Regions from separate parts of the Homo sapiens genome. Here region 1 is linked to region 2. The links are chromatin contacts, found by Hi-C or POLR2A ChIA-PET in ENCODE. All regions are on one chromosome and are shown on one strand. The core of a region is the stretch at or near the end of the contact, and the rest is flanking DNA. Distances in the headings are between cores, read along the strand shown. Region 1 holds the start of BMX (BMX non-receptor tyrosine kinase). Region 2 holds the start of ZRSR2 (zinc finger CCCH-type, RNA binding motif and serine/arginine rich 2).

The links. Hi-C counts contacts between places; a loop is a spot of excess contacts on that map. ChIA-PET counts read pairs that join two places held with the same protein, here RNA polymerase II (POLR2A). Pooled maps may share reads with other maps.
Region 1: a map of naive thymus-derived CD4-positive, alpha-beta T cell shows a loop between it and region 2 (5-fold over the local background). The contact joins the promoter of BMX here to the promoter of ZRSR2 in region 2. A Hi-C loop is called at or near these places in 1 of 168 maps with a recorded cell type or tissue (naive thymus-derived CD4-positive, alpha-beta T cell) and 12 of 50 pooled maps. POLR2A ChIA-PET finds 5 or more read pairs at or near these places in 1 of 52 experiments (MCF 10A).

The regions. Positions count from the first base shown.
Region 1 is chrX:15,497,260-15,504,310 of GRCh38, reverse strand. It overlaps BMX (BMX non-receptor tyrosine kinase), which reads right to left and starts at 3,504. Exons shown (of 19, transcript NM_203281.3): 1 at 3,371-3,504.
Region 2 is chrX:15,785,298-15,792,130 of GRCh38, reverse strand. It overlaps ZRSR2 (zinc finger CCCH-type, RNA binding motif and serine/arginine rich 2), which reads right to left and starts at 1,647. Exons shown (of 11, transcript NM_005089.4): 1 at 1,595-1,647; 2 at 1,118-1,197. The coding sequence starts at 1,635. CA5B (carbonic anhydrase 5B) reads right to left here. Exons shown (of 8, transcript NM_007220.4): 8 at 3,720-6,833. It overlaps CA5BP1-CA5B (CA5BP1-CA5B readthrough), which reads right to left. Exons shown (of 12, transcript NR_160544.1): 12 at 3,720-6,833. INE2 (inactivation escape 2) reads left to right here and starts at 4,542. Exons shown (of 1, transcript NR_002725.2): 1 at 4,542-6,415. RefSeq lists enhancers at 160-661, 1,320-1,769.

The DNA.
Region 1 (7,051 bases), core at 2,255-4,754, 290 kb after region 2:
CTCTCTTACTTTACGGGACTTAAATGAGAAACCTTATGGTGAAAGTATTTGGCACATTGTGGGTACCAACTATGTTTTAAAAAAGAAAAGATGGGGAAAAAAATGTAGGTGCTAGAGTAGAGTCTATTCACTTTGCTATGAAAGGTCCAAGGAAGGAAAAGTTGTTTTTTCCTTAAGGTAGCCAAGTAAGGTATTTTAGAAGGGAGCACATTGAAATTAGACTTTGAAGGATGAGAGTGATTTTATGATAATGATCCTAGCCAATGCTTAAGGAGGGCTCACTATGTGCCAGGCTGTTTAGAGTTTACTGGTCACAACTGCTCTATGGGGTAGCTCATGACACCTCCACCTTATGGGGTAGGCCAGAACACCCCCACCCTATGGGATATTTTGTGATACTCCCAGCCCATGGGATAGGTTGTGACACATTCACCCTATAGAGTAAGTTGTAACATCATTCCCTGCTTATAGCTTATGGAGCTGCAATAGATAAATAAATTGCCCAGGTCACACTGCTAGTGGGTGGAGCTAGATTTGAATCCCGGCAGTCTAACTCCACATCCCATATTCGTGACCACGCTACTAATGCTAGAGAAGGACATGCCTGCTGTGTGACCCTCCTAAACCAGAGACTGCTCTAACCTAAATACAGGAAGGCAGTCATAGGATGTCAAATCTTATAAGAAACCTAGAAGTCATTTTACAGATGTAACACTGAGCCCCAGCAGCCTAAGTGACTTAGCCAGTACTGTTAACCAGTGACCTAAGAGGCATGGCCCTGGGAGCCAGCTTCAGGTGTCATACCTGTACACCATCCACTCCATGATGGCAGTAAACAGAGTAGGAGATATCTGTGTGTTCAGCCAAACATACTACAGCTTTGCTAAGGGACATAGTTTGGTGAAACTACCCATAAATCTGAGTCTTAACAGACCAGTGCAAGAGACATTTTATTGGAAATATCAGAAAGATGTTACCTATAATCTTTCGATAGGAATCTCCTGCTGAAAGGCAGTGTTAAATAGCAAAATTTGAAACCACATTCTGAAAATAGGTAAGAACATACAACCTCAAAAGTTGGAATAAATTCTCAGTGGTACAGAAGGGGAGCAGGAAACAGGATACCAAGGGAGACAGGGTTATCTAGTTAAGTGGCCATTGGATAGTTCCCTCAACCAGGAAGTGTATTCCCTGACTGGCTCAGGGTGGTGTCTTTAAAGATTTATCTTTTAAAATTCAGAGATAAGGATAGCAATTCCTTACCCTTTGACTTGGTTTAGTTATCCTCTCTTACTTTACATGCCATATAGCTAAAGATTTTGTAGGTGTCAAGATGTTAAAATAATACATGTGGTGGGAGGGCAGTAGAGCAGGAAGGGTGGGAAAGAAAGGGAAGACGCTCCAAGTGGGGTGGGATCTGGAAGGGAAACTGGAGGGCCCTGTGACAAACTTGATCTTCAAATATTTGTCCAAATGCCAGGCCCGCTTATCTTCGTGCTAAATAACTGAACAAAATGTGATGGTAGGTTTAAACAAGAACAAAAAGTTTGACTGAGGATCAAGTAAAGTGGTTCAAAAAGTCTTAGGATGCTGGCCAAAGACAAATACTGGCTTCACAGAACCTGACAGATCCTTATTTCACATGATGTTATGCAGGAGAGGGAAAGTTAAAGTTGATCTTGGCATGATATGGACAGAAATCTTTTAACATTGACAGTCAAATTCTCAGCATCTTGGAGCATCATACCTTAATTGATCCAAAATAAGTGTATAAAAACCAGACACTTTGGGAAGATCATTTTCTCACAAAGAAGGCAAGAATCTTAATGCTAGTCTTTTTGGAGCTAAGTTTTGCTTTAGGTGTGAGATTAATCTTCAGTGCCCCATAGAGCTTTTCTAAGTCTTTTCTTCTTTTCAGTAACCTCTTTCTTTCTGCTCCCTCTCCTCTGCTTAGGGCACTCTCTCTGGGCAACTTCCTTAGGAGAAAAGCAAAAAGTAATAAATCCATGAGCTAGCATCTCATGCTGAATTAAACATGTAACACTGCTTTCATGATGCCGGTTAGTGCAAGTGAAAGCACCGAGCTGGGTTCGAATCCCTGCTCTGTCTCTATGGAATCTGTCATGTTACTTAACCCAGCTAAACCTCAGCTTCCCCATCTGTAAAGGCAGTGAAACAATAACCACTTCGAAGGGTTACAAGTAGTCAAGAGAAAATGGCAGCCTAATGCCCAACACCCTAGTAGATATTCTAAAAGCTTATGTCCCTTCTGATCACTCCATAGGCAAAGTTTTAAAAAGGACCATAAAAAGTTAAAAAACTAAAGACAGTGAAATAATAATGATCCTTAATGATAAAATTTTACTTCTCATCCCTCTGTCCCCAGCTCCTGGGTATAGGAGAAAATGGGAGGCAGGAAGACCTCCTCATGTATTGCCATGTCAACAAACACCAGTCCATACATAGTAGGTTTGTCGCAGACTTTCCATCCTGAGACGAGTTACCATAAAATGAGGTTGAACCATACCCTTATTGACTGTGTATTTGTGCCACCATATTTCCTACAAATAAATACTTGGATGTGACTCAAAGTGTGGTCCGTGCACTTGCATCATCCGGGCGATCATTAGACATGCAGACTCTCAGTTCCCACCCGAGACCTCGCGCAGCCAAATCTTCATTTTAGCAAGATCCCCAGGTGATCCACGTGCACAGGAAAGCTTGAGAAGCACTTACATGGACCACAAAGTTGCACTCCTTTTCAAATCCAATGAAATCATTGTGGCCCACAAAATCTTTCAAAATTATATGGATATGAGTACAACTGCATGGTTCACCTCCCTCCCACCTGTCTATCTCCATCTAAAATACACAAAGCACTTGATTTAGGGAGACCTCAGGAACCTAAGAGCAAATATTTGTAGCTAAAGTAACATCATAAAAACACAGTTAAAGAAGGTATAAGGAACATTTCTATGTCTCTTTGGAAGCAGTTATGAGGCCAATATGAAAGGCTATGGAAAGGCAATACCTAAAGAAGCGGATGGAGAAAATTAGCAGAGAATACACACAAAGCTAGGTAGAACTGGTGGTGATACATAAACAACCTGAGAGCTTCCCTAACTGAGATTTTGAGCAAGGAGTGAATTTACAGTGAAATTATAGCAGTTTCAGCCGTTGGCCTCCAAATTACCTGGTCCCATCTAAAGTCCCAGAGAAAGCCCTGGCAATTTCATATTAAAAATGTTGTACTATTTTTCTTAAAGTGAGCTTCCCAAAGTTTGTAACTTCAGGCCCCACAACACCGGGAACCAAACCTATTTTCCGCATAGTATGCGACACTGAGTAGCCACCTGCCGCTTAAACGCACCGTCTCAGCTTGTTCCGTGCTTGCCTGGGTCCGCCGCGGTGCTTGGTCTGCTGTTGCAGGAACACGGCCCCGGCTGTCCTGTTTCCAGAAGCAAATTGTTTCACATTTTCCTGGCTGCCGGGTCAGAAATGGCTACATTACTCAGTGCCCCCAACACGTTTATTGTCCTACAGAGCCTTACACAATCCCACAGGAAACCACGCTCAACACTTAGCCAACACTTGTTGATCTGATTGAACGCAACAAAAACGGAGACAAAAGCATACTTCATAAAGTTTCCAATTTTGATAACTATAGCTCCCACTTTTCCCAGGCAGCTCTCGGGTACATGTGATAACCCTGCCTTTGTTTGTAGAGCTCTATGCTGGAAAGGACAAGAAAATATCTCGGCAAAACCCGACTGCTGACGCTGACTTCTCTCACATGAGCCAGGAAACCATTAGGTAATGCAAAGTGCACAGAGAATATGCAATGAAAACTTCAACTCAACATTTGGACAAAGGAAGGCCAGAGAATATGTAAGAACAGTTCATATGATGGAAAAGGAGCTTATTTATATAGTTTAAGTTATTAAGAAATCCAGAAATGGAAAATAGATTGTTTTTGCTAAGGTATGGTACACCTAGATCGCAATGAAAAAGTGTGTCACTTGACATCATTATGACAGACTCACAACTTTTGGCTTCCCCCATTCCACTATTTTCTCTGGTGCATACCGGCTGGCCATCTGTAATAAATCTAAGGACATATTTTATGTCCTGCTATGGATAGCCAAGAAAAGTAATCATCCTTTTGGCATGCATTGACACACTGTGTTTACTTATAAATTGTTGCTTACTGTAACTTATTTGTAAGTATCTATGATGTGAAGAAGTCTTGGGTTGGCAGAAGAGAGTGAAGCTACTGGCTTTCAAAGAGGTATTCTTTTGAGTGTACATGGAATTAGCATCATTTCTATTAATTCGTTCAGTCAAGTCTTATTTGAGAACCTGCCATGTGCTGAGCATTCCGTTAGGGGTTGGAGACACAAGAGCAAACAGAAGAGAGGCAGCCCACATCTTCAAGGGGCTTATGTGTCTGTGTGGGGGGGGGGGGAACCACAAATAGTGGTTTAATTACAGTAGAGTATGGGAAAAATAACTTGCAGAAATATTTTTTAATATTTCAGTTTGGAAACTAGAATTTTGGGAAGGGAAAGGAGTCCTTCAGAAGAATTCAAAAGAGTGTAACTTACATTCTAATAGCAAATTAAAGTCACTGATGGATTCCAAATAGCTCTCCATTCTTTAGGAATATAGTAGGTAGTCATTCAAAAAATTAAGGGTGAAGCAGGGCAAGAGTGGCACAACAACCTGGCTAAATAAATTAATTCTACACTCTGCTAGTTAATTTCCTTTTCCACATGGCGATTTGTATTTACTTCACAACTTATATATGGTAATATGGCAAAAGTTCGATTCTAGAATAAAAAGTAAACTTAGGGTAGGGGAAGGAGGAGTTGGTGATATGGTTTGGCTGTGTCCTCACCCAAATCTCATCTTGAATTGTAGTTCCCATAATCCCCACATGTTGTGGGAGGGACCTAGTGGGAGGTAATTGAATCACGGGAGTGGATGTTTTTACCGTGCTGTCCTCATGACAGTGAATAAGTCTCACCAGATCTGATGGTTTTATAAAGGGCAGTTCCCCTGCACACGCACTCTTGCTTGCCACCAGGTAAGACATGCCTTTGTTCCTCTTTCACCTTCCACCATGATTGTGAGGCCTCCCCAGTCATATGGAACTGTGAGTCCATTAAACCTCTTTTCCTTTATAAATTACCCAGTCTTGAGTATTTCTTCATAGCAGTATGAAAATGGACTAATACAGTCGGTATAACTGTGGAAACACCTGGGCACAATCTCTTGGGATTTCCATCCCTTCTTGGGGGCATAAAACACCCAAGGACAGCTGGGAGGAGTGGTTTCCTCTAAGGCAAAATGTCACAGATTTATTTACTTTATTCTATTCATTCACTTCCTCTGCTACTTCTCCTGTTTCTTTGGCTCTGTATTTTCCATGAGTTTAGTTACATCCTAACTTTTGGCAATCTGCTATTACGATAATATGACTTCATTTACTCAAATTATACTCTGCATTGTCATCTTTACTCAGTTAGAATTTTAGGAATTTTCTCCTAAGCTTGTTCATGCAAGCCTTTAGCAGGCCACAGCTAAAGGGACATGGCATGGGATAATTTGACTTCATGATGTGAACAAGCCTGTTTACTTGTGCTTACATTTTTAAAATAAAAAAGAACCTGGTAGAATCCATTGTCAGAGAGAGAGAGAGAGAAAGGGGGAAGGAGAGAGAGAGAGAGAGAGGGAGAGAGAGAGAGAGAGAGAGAGAGAGAGAGAGAGAGAGAGGAAGAAAGAAAATGAGATAATCAGAGTCCTTCTGGCTTGTGGCTGACCTGTATTTTTCTCTCACTTTAGAAAATTCACTTGACTCATGGCTTTAAACACCATCTATATGCTTATGACAGCCAGGACCTCTTCCCTGAATTCCAAACTTATGTTTGACTGTCAACTTGTCCATCTGTACTTGGGATATCTGATATATATGTCAAAACTTGTCCAAAGCTGACCTCCTGATTCACACCCACCCCCCCACCCCCAAAACTAGTTTTTCCTACAGTCTTCCTCTTCTCAGCTAATAGGAACTCTCCCCCTCCAGTTGCTCTGGCTAAAGAATATGGAGTCATCCTTAATTTTTACCCTTCTCTTGCACCAAACGTTCAATCCTTCATGAAATAAGGTTAGCACTAGCCGCAAATGTACCCCCGTTTGGCCACTTTTCAATACCTCTACTGCCACCTACTGGTCTGAGTTGCCACCACCCCCAGGGGGAATATTGTACTAGTCTCCTGACTGTTCTCCTTCTTCCACTCTTGCCCCTGCAGTCTATTCTCCACTGAGTGGCCAGAGTGATTCTTTAAATGTAAGTCACATCTTAGCACTTCTCCAGTCTGAACTCTTCGCTTGTCCCCCCTGTTCTGGTCCCCTAGGACTGTCTCTAACATCATCACATGATTATTCTACTTCATCTTACCACTCCTGAAACTGGCATCTTTTCTACTCCTCCAATATTCTGAGCAACATCTGCTCCAGGGCCATTGCATTGGCAGTATCCTCTGCTTGGCAAACTGTCCCAGATATCTGACTGGCTCGTGTCCTCATTTCCAGGTTCTGCTTCTAATGGCATCTTCCTAATAGCCCTACGCAGACCACCCTGTTTAATATCACAGCCTCACCCTCCACCCAGCACTCCAATCTCCCTTACTCTGCTCTGTGTTTTCTTTCTTCTACAGGACTCATCACCTTATAGCATAATACATAATTTAATTATTTATTACCTTTATTATTTGTCTCTCCTCACTAAAGAGTAAGACCACAAGGGCTCCAACAGCTTATCTCTGCAGTTTGAACTTTGTTCATGGGTATCTCTTCTTTGGGGACGTCACTCCATTACCTCCTGCATGTATTCCTTCTGGTGCTAAAATAATCTGCTTGTAAGTTGGGATCAGATGTGAATTATTCACACTTACTAGAATTGAAGATTAACATGTCACCTCTCCTAAGGGTGCTTGCATATCAAACCTCAGGTTCAGTGCCGGAACAAACTGCCCTGTTTTTAATGAAA
Region 2 (6,833 bases), core at 398-2,897:
GTTTTATAGTCAAACAATGGCTTCAGGTCAGGTGTGGTGGCTCATGCCTATAATCCCAGCACTTTGGGAGGCCGAGGTGGAAGGATTGCTTGAGGCCAGGAGTTCGAGACCAGCCCAGGCAACACAGTGAAATCCCGTCTCTACGAAAATTTTAAAAATTAGCCAGGTGGGCCAGGGGCGGTAGCTCACGCCTTTAATCCCAGCACTTTGGGAGGCTGAGGTGGGTGGATCACCTGAGGTCAGAAGTTCGAAACCAGCCTGGCCAACATGATGGGGTTTCACCCCATCTCTACTAAAAATACAAAAATTAGCCGGGTGTGGTTGCGCACGCCTGTAATCCCAGCTACTCGGGAGGCTGCAGCAGGAGAACTGCTTGAACCCAGGGGGCGGAGGCTGCAGTGAGCCAAGATCGTGCCACTGCACTCCAGCCTGGGCAACAGAGCGAGACTCCGTCTCAAAAAAAAAAAAAAAAAAAAAGAAAAGAAAAGAAAAAATTAGCCAGGTGTGGTGGTGAATGCCTGTAGTCCCAGCTACTAGGGAGGCTGAGGTGGGAGGACTGCTTGAGCCTGGGAGGTGGAGGCTGCTGTGAGCCGTGGTTGTGCACATCCCTCCTGGGCAACAGAACAAGACCCTGTCTCAAAAATAAATAAATGAGCTTCATAACTAGTATTATGTTGATATATATTTGAATAACATAATAATTTGGGTAAACCAAGGGTCTCATATTAGTCAAGTTTGAGAAAAACTTGCAAAACGTCTAATTAATACCTTCAACTCCTGCTGGTTTTACGAAGAAAAACATTCACCGAATACTTACTACGTGTGCAAGGACTGTGCTAGCTGCTGTAATTCATGAAGCTTGCAACTGTAATATTAGATACTTTATAAGTTACACAGAATCAGTGGGCGATCATTCACCAAGACTTCCTCTTCCTGCCTTTAGTATGTTAACATTGTTTCTGACATGTGTTTCTAAATAACTACTTGGGGGCAGAAGTCACAGCTATTTTTCCTCCGACACAATATTTGACTTCCTTCTGACACTGGGGCTTCAAGTTAGGGCTGGAGTGGACAGAGCAATTTCACAACACAGAAAACAGAATAAAGAGTCCATCACCTGAGTCTCTCAGTCGAGCAAGTTCCTGCCGACGTTTCTTTCGTTTCTCCTTCTTCAGGGCGGCCCTGTACTTTTTGTGGCTGGAAGATTAAGACATATACACGACGATCAGCGGCTACAATGCAGCGCTGCCCGAGCTCCCCGCTCCTCTGTGCCCAATGAAAGGAAATAGTTCGGGTGCTGAGGAGAGAAACCTTGCTTCCTGTATTTTAATTACAGAACAGCCATCTATCATCGCCTCATCCTCCCACTCCCAGACAGTTCTTCTCCATCCGCCAACCTGATCCTCTCCTCGCTTGCCTGAGCCACAGCCGCCCGTGCAAGTCCGGGGAGGGCACCAGAGCGCGCACCAGGAAGGAATGGAGCTGCCGCGGTGGCTCACTTAGCTTGGCCCAGCTTCTCTTTTCTTCCTGCCACCACATCCTCCATGCCCACGATCGGCCCGCTCGCCTGCTCATCTCCCCGTACGGCGCTTACCTTGGTTTCTCGGGAAACGTCATCTTCTCGGGCGCAGCCATCTTGCCGGCACCGCCCCGCCCCTCCAGGTCTGGCAGGAAAGGGCGGGCCTAAGAGTCGAGACGGGCACGCGCAGGCGCGGGTACCGAGCAACCTCCACCAGCGTGGGACTTGAAACGGAAAGCCGGAGGTACCCTTCGGCGGCTCGTCTTCCAGAACCCTGCTCAAATAAATACCTCCTTCCAGCAAAAATACTCTGGGGCTTTTACCCCGCCCTAGAAGTAATTGTCGCTTCAGCACTTGCCCAGTGCTGTATCACTGTCTCCCTCCTCGCCCTAGCAGGACGTGTTGTGGCTAGGCGGTTAAAGTCGTACTCTGCCGCTTTTCTCAGCATCCACTCATGAAGTCACATCGCGCACAGAGCTGCTCGCCCGGCTTTATTTCCGACCTGTCCAGGTTCCGCGTCCTTCCGCCGATCCACCTATCAGCGCCTCAGACAAAGCTCCAGACTTCGCTCCCTGCCAGTCACACCTGTTCTGGTCCCTTAAGCAAACCTAACTCCCAGGGCTGCAAAGCTGTTACCTCTGCCCCTGAGGAGTTTACAATCGAGGGGGCAGAGAAGAACCAATACATAATATGATGCAGGCAAAGATGAAGTTTACCTAACATAGTCCACCAAGGGATTCAGGGAGAGCTCTCTTTTTTTTCCTTTTTTCTTTTTTTTTCAGTATCACATGCGACTCAACTGCAGTATCAGGGACAGCTTTCTGATGCTAAGAGTTGAGTTTGGAAAGAAGATGCCCTTTACCCAGAAGGAGAAGGGTGGGAATGCAGTTACAGTCAGATCAGCATAAGCAAAGGCGCTGAAAGGTGAAAGTGGAATATGCTGGGAACAGCAAGAATTTTGGCAATCGAATTTATTTATTTATTCATTTCTTATATATTAGAGACAGGGTCTTGTCTTTCACCCAGGTTGGAGTGCAGTGGCGCAATCACGACTCGCTGCAGCTTCGACCTCCTGGGGTCAAGCAATCCTTCCACCTCAGCCTCCCGAGTAGCTGGGAATACAGGCGCGAGCCACCACGCCCGCCCAGCTATCCAATTTAAAGTGCAGTTCGAGGCTGGGTGCAGCGGCTCACGCCTGTAATCCCAGCACTTTGGGAGGCCTAGGCGGGTGGATCACCTGAGGTCAGGAGTTCGTCAGCCTGGCCAACATGGTGAAACCCCGTCTCTACTAAAAATACAAAATTAGCCGGGTGTGGTGGCACATGCCTGTAGTCCCAGCTACTCTGGAGGCTGAAACAGGAGAACTGCTTGAACCCAGGAGGTGGCGGCCGCAGTGAGCCGAGATGGCACCACTGCCCTCCAGCCTGGGCAACAGAGCAAGGCTCCGTCTCAAAAAAACAAAACAAAATAAAGTGCAATTCGAGAATATCAAGGAATATAGTTGTTGTGATGGGCTGGGAGGGCTAGGTTAAGGAGGGCCTGGTGTGCCATGTTAAGACGCTCTGTTTACATTCTGTAGAGACAACAGTGAACCGTTGAAAGCTTTTTAAATAGAGGCTTATTGTGGTTGTGTTTGTGTTTTAGGTAAATCACTCTGCTTTGCAATATAAAGGATTTAAAAGATAAAACTAGAGTATCACAATAATCTAGGTGAGAGGTGTTGAGGAATTAAACTGGGGCAATGAGAGTAGGGATTGAGAAACTAAAAATCATCCCAACTAATAATCAGACTGTAATGTACACATACAAGGCCAGGGACAAGGCCAAGCAAAAAATGTTCCTCACAAGGATGCATTACAGCTGTAAAATGACTAATAACCTCTATCTTTTGAGTGATTGAATAGCTTCCTTGGCCTACCTTTGTTCCGTTCTCCTCCAAATTAAAGTTTCTGAGATACTCAATTACTAAACTGCCTTCCTTCCCCTAATCCCTCCTTAGAATTACTCAGCTGAAGCCCAAACTCTGCATAAAACCTCACCCTAATCTCTCTTATACTGACACACTTGGAGCAACACATATGCCCTTCACCCCCAAGTTGACCTTGTCCAGCTCAGTGCATTGGTTGGCTGTGATCTTGAGTAAATTCCTTAATGTCTACTCCTGTTTTCTCATTTGTAAAAATCAAGATAGTAATAATAGTTCCCATCTCATAACCCTTTTATTGTGAAAACTGAGTAAGATAAGCCATGTTATATGCTGATACAGTGCCTAGCAATAGTGAATGCCTCCAAAACTTTAGCTGTTACATCATCTCATCACCATCATCATTAGTGTGAAAACTTCCTGACCCCTCAAGAGGGGATGAGGCGCTGTATGCATTTCCAGTACAAGTATTCCACCTTTTATAACATCTATCATGGTTTACTACACATTGTCACCTTTACCTTTCTGCTTCTTGACTAAATCTTAAACTAAACTCTCTAGTTGGAGGTTTGGCAGTTGTATCCCCAAACTAGAGTGCCCTGGATGGCACAGAATGTTGTAGCTATGCAACTCACCAATTTTGCTGGTCCCTGTGATCAGAATTTACGCTGAGAATTGCTGCCCGTTCTGAAAGCATCAGTGTTTAAGTTGTTGTAACATTTCTTCTGAATCAGACCAGACTTTCACTTCAGAACAATAAGTAACAATTCCTTCTAAGAAATCTCGGCTCACTGCAACCTCCGCCTCCTGGGCTCAAGCGATTCTTCTGCCTCAGCCTCCTGCGTAGCTGGGATTACAGGTGCATGCCACAACCACCTGGCTAATTTTTGTATTTTTTAGTAGAGACGGGGTTTCACCATATTGGCCAGGCTGTTCTCGAACTCTTGACCTCCGGTAATCTGCCCGCCTCGGCCTCCCAAAATGCTGGGATTACAGGCATGAGCCACCGCACCCGGCCATAGATTTTTTAGTGAGTTAGAAATGAATGTAAATTTCCTTTTATAGGAGTTAGACATTTATTTTTAACAATTAACCACTGAATTCATTTTCAGAAATAGGCCTGAATTGCTTGTTAATTTCATTACAGGAAGTAACTCTAAAAGCCAATTCCACTTCCAAACTATAATTACCATCATCTGAATTTAACAGGGAAAGACATCTTCCAAGACTTCTTTTGGGCGGATGCTTAGTTTTAGAATAGCCAACTTTACCCTAACCCATGTACAAGACAGTTCTCCAGGTGGCCTTGGACTGACCCAGTTCTCCCTTCTTCCTTGCTTGTAGTTCTTAAGAATAACTGTAGAATGCACTGGGAATGCAATATCCTGATATGGAGGAACTGCCTGAAACAGGTTGGCCTTGTTGTTGTCCCTCCTAGGGAATGTAACATCTTGATTTAGGGAACTGTTTGAGACAGCGAGGTTGTGTTCCTCTTTCCCCTGGAAGGAGGATGTACTTTAAAGCTTTGCCCAATGAGTTATGTGGCTCCTATGGTATATAACCCAAGGCAGGCTGTGGTGCAAGTGGGGCACGTACAATCAAGACTCCATCAGCCCCGCCCTGGGCAGCTTTCTTGAGCCCTGGGGGACTGGCTCACAATGGAGCCAGGGCCTCTTTTGTCCCTTGCTTCCTGTCTGTAAGTAATAAATCTGCTTCATGTAATGTATTGGGTGTGAGTGTGTTCTGTCACAATGGAATCAGACAGGTTGGTAACCAGTGTACACTGAACCTGCTTGGCACCATGTAGCCCTGGGAAAGGAGAAAGGCGGTCACAGCTTGCCCTATATGGTGATGCCAGCACACTGTGCACTGTACTGTGCAACAGAAAAAGGTGCACTGAGGAGGATCGGCTGCTTCTTCCCATTGTTGCTTCTTTAGTAAATCCCCTATGAGTTTTTAGTCGCTTTCTAATCTACAAGTTAAAGGATATCTCATTAATTTTACAGATATATACATATACTGTAACAATAGGAAGGAAGTCTTTCACCAACCACTAATACTGTAAAGAAAGCATTGTATCGATCTAGTATTATTTAATGAAGACGGACAGCAATTTTAATACAATCTTCTTTTCCAAGACCTTTGACAGACCTTAGGCCCATTTTCCACCTTTATGTCTAGGAAAGTATAAGTAAAACACTTTTGAGGGCATAAAAAACACAAGCTTCTTGTTAAGGTGTATCAGTAGCCAGGGAAATCTGCTGTGCCCCTTTGAGGGTCATCTAACTAAGGCATGGAGAAAGAAACTGCCTCAAGTCAGTTTCTATCACCTCTGCAGGGAAGCTGGCCATGCAAACCAGGACATGGTTCAAAGTGAAAAAGAGTGTGGTTAATAATCATGCCAGAACACCAGGTATAAGATGTAAGGGCAAGTCAGGCATTCTGTACATTGCTTCTCCCTTCAGTTTGGAAAACTCACTGCAGTAGGGTTTTGACTTATCGTTTCACAAGACAGCTAGGAAGGCCAGGCACAGTGGCTCACACCTGTAATCCCAGCACTTTGGGAGGCCAAGACGGGTGGATCACGAGGTCAGATCGAGACCATCCTGGTTAACACGGTGAAACCCTGTCTCTACTTAAAATACAAAAAATAGCCGGGTGTGGTGGCGGGCGCCTGTAGTCCCAGCTACTCAGGAGGCTGAGGCAGGAGAATGGCGTGAACCCGGGAGGCGGAGCTTGCAGTGAGCCGAGATCGCGCCACTGCACTCCAGCCCGGGTGACAGCGCGACTCTGTCTCAAAAAAATAAAAAAAATAAAAAAAAATAAAAAACAAGACAGCTAGGAGGAAAGCCTGTATGCTTTGGAAAATGCATATCTTGTGTGTTTACCCTTTTAAAGGTAACTATACTTTGAAACAGGTGAACTGCAGAAAGTTAACAAAGACTTCTTTTTTTACCATGTTTACCTTTCTAAGAATTCTATGCATTTCCTAGGGCATACATGCAAAAGCCTTCACATTTCCCCCTTTTTAAAAGAGATATTTCTCAAACTTATACGTATACAGTTCAGTAGTGTTAAGTACAATCACACTTGTTTTGCAACAGATCTCTAGAATTCTTGCAACACAAGCTCTGTACCCACTAAATACAAATTCACCCTCTCCCCTTCCCCCAACCGTTGCTTGGCAACCACCTTTCTACTTTCTATTGTATGATTTTGACTACTTTGCATACTTCACATGGAGGAATCATATAGCATTTGTTCTTTTGTTGGCTGGCTTATTTCACTTGGCATAATGCCTTCAAGGTTCATCCACATTGTACATTTGACAGGATTTCCTTCTTTTTAAAGGCTGAATAATATTCCATTGACTGTATATACCACATTTCC